Linked DNA regions of Homo sapiens: region 1 is linked to region 2. A link is a loop called in an ENCODE intact Hi-C map of the cell type or tissue named here. Cell type or tissue: OCI-LY7. All regions are shown on one strand.

What was found. Hi-C counts contacts between places; a loop is a spot of excess contacts. Peaks named below come from ENCODE experiments on the same cell type or tissue, not always from the same donor. Only the 100,000 strongest peaks of a DNase experiment are listed, where the experiment ranks them.
Region 1: it touches region 2 in a loop (4-fold over the local background); 1 of 110 quality-filtered maps calls a loop at or near these places.

Annotation. Positions count from the first base shown.
Region 1 is chr7:70,228,266-70,230,765 of GRCh38, forward strand. All of the region lies in intron 4 of AUTS2 (activator of transcription and developmental regulator AUTS2), which reads left to right. Among named protein-coding and RNA genes, the nearest start is that of AUTS2, 630 kb to the left of the region's middle. In OCI-LY7, no CTCF peak of the experiment used is centred here; a DNase peak (open chromatin) is centred at 1,156.
Region 2 is chr7:70,566,122-70,568,621 of GRCh38, forward strand. All of the region lies in intron 5 of AUTS2 (activator of transcription and developmental regulator AUTS2), which reads left to right. It overlaps LOC124901669 (a long non-coding RNA gene), which reads left to right. Exons shown (of 2, transcript XR_007060376.1): 1 at 1-2,500. Among named protein-coding and RNA genes, the nearest start is that of GALNT17, 560 kb to the right of the region's middle. In OCI-LY7, no CTCF peak of the experiment used is centred here; no DNase peak of the experiment used is centred here.

The DNA.
Region 1 (2,500 bases), 340 kb before region 2:
TTATTGTTCACATACTGTTTTTCAATCTTTTTTAAACTTATTTTTGCATTTGTATGTAAAATGTATCGCTTTTAGAAAGCATATCATTGGGTCTCTTTTGAAAAAAATCCAGTCTAACAATCTCTTTTTTTTGAATTTTAAATTTATTTATAGTTAATATTATTATTGATTTGATTGGATTTATGTCTCCATTTTGATTTTCATCTTTTTTTGTTCAGTTGATTTTCCTTTACTGCTTCTTTTGTAACTAAATAGGTGTGTTTTAGTGTATCATTTTTATTACTTAGTTCATTTTTGCTCTATGAAAATATTTTTTTCTGAATGGGTTAGGGTTTATACATGCATTCTACCTTAACACAGTCTATTTTAGTTTAATACTGACTTTGTATTAAACTTTGTCAGTTTAATAATGACTTTGTATTAAAGTCTGTGCAGTAGTATGCACAAACTTTGCTTCACTATAGATCCATGTCACCATCTTTTATAGCTATTATTATCACATACATCTATATATCTTATATACCCAACAATGCAGTATTGTAATTATTGCTTTGTATAACCTATGCTTAAAGAAGTTAAGACAAAGACAAGAAAATAGAAAAATGTATGTATGATTTCTTTCAACATATAAAAACCTATATGCTTACTGTTTCCATTACTCTTCATTTTTTAAATGTGGAATTGATTTATGGCTTGGTAGCATTTCTTTGGCACACATAACTATATTCTTTCTCTCTTTCTTTGTGCTACTATTATTATATATATTAATCTTTCTATATTATATGTCCTACAACACAATTTTACAAGTACTGATTTATGTAGCTCTTTTTTAAATCGTTAGAGACAAGAAAAGACAAAAATTATATAGCCTCCTATAGTTACCTACATAGTTACCTTTAACAATGTTTATTTTTCTTCATGTGGATTTGAATTAAGGTCTGTTGTCATTTTGTTTAATCCTAATGAACTTTATGTTTTGTAAAGCAGGTGTGCTAACAGTGAATTCTTTCAGTCTTTAATAGGGGATTTCTTAATTTTGCCTTCATTTTGAGGAATATTTTTGCTAGATACAGAAATTTTGGTTGACATCTATTTGTTTCTTTGAGCACTTGAAGACATCCTCCCACTGTCTTCTGCCTTCCATTATTTCTGATTGGAAGTTGGCTGTTCATCTTATTTTGGGTGCCTTGTACATAGTGAGTCATTTTTACCCTTGATACTTTCTAGATCTCCTCTTTTTCTTTGCCTTTCAACAGTTATATATGAAATGTGTAGATGTGGATCTCTTTGTGTTTATCCTACTTAGAATTATTTGATAATTTTGGAAGTTTAGATTAATGTTTTTCATTAAATTGGGGGAGGTTTTTACCATTATTTCTTCAAATACTTTTTCAGAACCTTTTTCTCCTCTTCTTGGAATCTCCATTATGTGTGTGTTTGTTATATTTGAGGTGTGCTACAGGTCTGTTATGTTCTGTTTATTTTCTTCATTTTTTCCCCCTGTTCTTCAGATTTACAACCTGGATCAATCTGTGTTGAAATGCACTGATTCTTTCTTCTGCCGTTCAAATCTCCTGGTGAGGTTCTCTAGTGAATTTTTTATTTGTTACTGTACTTTCAGATTTCAGAATGTCCAATTGGTTCTATTTAAGAATTTCTACCCTTTTATTGCTATTCTCTATTTGATGAATTATGACATCATGCTTCCCATTAAATCTCCAAACTTTTTCGGAAGGGGATCTTTGAATGTGTTTATAACAGCTGATTTGAAGTCTTTTTCTGTTGAGTCCATCATGTAGGCTCCCTCAGAGATAGTATCTATTGACTTTTTTTTCCTTTTGGAATGGTAAAATTTTAATTTTTTGCATGCCTAATATTTTTGCTGAAAACTGAACATTTTAGATAATATATTGTAGCAACTGTATAATCTGATTTCCCCATCTCTTCCCTCACACATACCTAGAGTTAATGGTTGTTTCTTTTTTGTTTTTTGTTTTTGCTTGTTTTGGGTTTATTACTTTAGTTTCTTACTGGAATGGTTCTGTGCAGCATGTTTCCCTCATAATGTGTGGCTGCTGTTGTCTCTACTCCATTGAGTTTGCCACCACCCTTACCACTTATATAAGCCTAGCTTTCTAGGGACCACCCCTGAAATCAAAATAGTTGAGTGCTCAGTTAAAGATTGGCTAGAGATTGTATCTAAACACTTAGAACCCCTAAATCACTGCCTTCTGCTTTTATGATGGATCCATAAATGATTTGGGGAATGAATCAGCAGTCAGCCTATTTACCAGTCTGGCCCAAATCTTAATTTTTGTGTTGTAAGGCCTCATGCTCAGCAGAAATAAGTAGCTTACTAAGGCTTTCTGCAGGCTCTCTGAGCAAGTGTGCAGCTTTGTGCATATGCACAGCTTTCCAGGCCATCAGAGATAAGTAGGATCGCATCAATGCCCTCTTTCAGTTCCTGGATCTGCCTATTAATTTTCTGACTGGCCTACTG
Region 2 (2,500 bases):
CCAAGAAACCTCCAAATAATAGCACTTTCACTCTAATTCAGCCTCTGCCAAATTTGCCTTTGGCCAATTGTCACCAGTGCCAAATTACCAACAGACTTCCTTTTCTGGTCTTAGTCATGTTGACCTCTTCCTTCTGTCTCCTAGTCAAGCAGAATTTAAAACATTTACATTGTATTTCAATTTCTATGAAGATGGGAGAGGAAAGGTGTATTTCTTGTCTTTTGTCCCTGGCCAGCTTCTACTGGGAACTTATTTCCTTGAAATTCCTGTCCTGTAAAAGCATGCAGATGAAAGTATCTTTAATGTATAATTACATTTTTATATGTGTATAATCTTAGATTACATGGGAATTGAGTATCTGGAATGGATCGGCCTTAGGAAAATGTTTCTTTTTAAAAACTATTAAATATTGGAACATTATACAAAAAAATAGCATTGAAATATTTAATCTGTGGTTCAGGTCTGTTGTTCATTTAAAGGTTTAACTGTTTCCCACTGTTTAAATATCTCTATCTGATCTTTCATGCTAAGTTAGCATGTCCAAAATATTGAAAAACAGATGAATGATCAAGGAACTTAAGGAATACTCCTCCAGTGAAGCCAGAAGGATATTCTTGAGGAGAAAAAAAGAATGCATGAAACTTATTTAACAAGAAAGATTTGAGTCAGGTAATCTACATAATATATCCACTGGCATTAAGGCTGTCATCTTGGTATTGCATTTCTGGTACGAATTTCGCAATAGCTGTCTTTCACTGTCGGTTCTAATAAAGAGTGTTGGTCAGCTTAAATTCCCTGGGAGCTCAGAGTTATGTTTTGTGAACTGCATGTGCCTGAGGCCTCTCATGCATGATTTAAACTGCTTTGTAAATGTCAATAGGTGGAAAAGCATTGGATCCCTTGTAGATTTCTCCAAATCCTCAAAGATGTGTATGCCATGTATAAACCATGCTGCACTCTCAAGGCCATTGCCGTTTTTTATACTTGCCTAACTGGGGGTTTAAGGTATTGCTAGAAGCAAAATATCAGTGTGTTCATGTCTCGATCCAACTGGCCAATGAAACCCTTTATTAGGAAAACCTTTGCACCAGAGAAATGTCTCCAGTGACCTGAAATGGGCACACCTCATGAATGTTGAATGTTCTTCAAACTCTATTTCTTCATTCTTGACTTTTTTCAAAACATACATTTGACTTGATTGAATTTACTGATTTCAGAGTACTGCATCCATTCCATGGACAGCAGTATGGGGTCATCAAAAAAAATTTCCATTGAGAGTGCCCAGACCTGGGTCCTATCCTGGTTCTGCCACTCTCTGGCTCTTTGTCCTTGGGCAAGCCACTTAACCTTTTGGGGGCCCTGCTTTTCTGATCCATTAAATAAAGGAGGTTGAATTAAATGATCTCTAGTTATCCCTCACAGCTCCAGCATCAGTGATTCCAAGAGATAGTGACAGAAAACCAGTGTGTCACTTTTAAAGCCAGGGAACACATGTGACTTTTTAATTGGGCTCATTCCACTCTCTGGGCAGTACACAGTGCCGGCAGAAGCCCCAAAATGGCCAGCAGCAATGGCGTAGGGAGGCCTGAGTGTTAGCTTGAGGGTTCATCAACTCATTTTCGTTCAAAGCACTTCCTGGTGATTGTTTTCCATGGACCTGGGAACTGCACTAAGGGCGCTCCTCCCACAGTGTGCCCTGACCCCCCAGGTGTGTTCTTTAGGTAAAGCTGTTTTTTAATGTCTGAAGAGGCCAAAGCAAATGCCAGTGAGGGTATAGCTCTCTAGGATCTCCAGAATAGAGGCACCATATGAGCAACAACACTAGACTGGGTTTCTCAGAGTCTGTTTCTCACACACTTTAGTACCTCTCAGCTTAACATGGTACCTGGAGATAGAGGTGCTTAGGAAATGTATGCTTAGCAAATGTTGCAGAAAGAGTTTATTCGGAGTCATAGAGCCATCGGAGCAGATGGTCTTTTTTGTTTTCTTCTTCATGTTTTGACTCCTACATAGTTCAGAATAAGTCACTTTGGTCTTTTCTTTGCACATGTTCACTTTCTAATATAGTGTCTTCTTGGGGAGACTGTTTTATGGGGAATATGTGAGTTCATGTGTTAGCTGTGGAGCCAGCCTGCCTGAATTTGAATCCTGACTTTTCCTCTAACTGTGTGACCTTGAGCAGTTTCCTTAACCATTCTGTATCTCAGGTTTTAATCTGTAAAATAAGGATAACGGGAGTACCTAGCTCTTCAGATTGTGAGGATTGAATGGGATATACACATAAAGCTCTCAATGCCTGGTGTGTTAAAGTGTTCGCAGTTGTTACTTTTTTAAATGTTTTTACTACTTTTGAAATTTAGTGTTCAAGGTGAACTTTTTACAGAAGAGCCAGGGCAATTGGATGCACTTTGGGGGAAAAAAAAATCACTTGCCTCATCCCCATCTTCTCCATCGCAGTGAGGACTGTTCTCAAGTGGGCACACAGGACACCTGTCTCCTT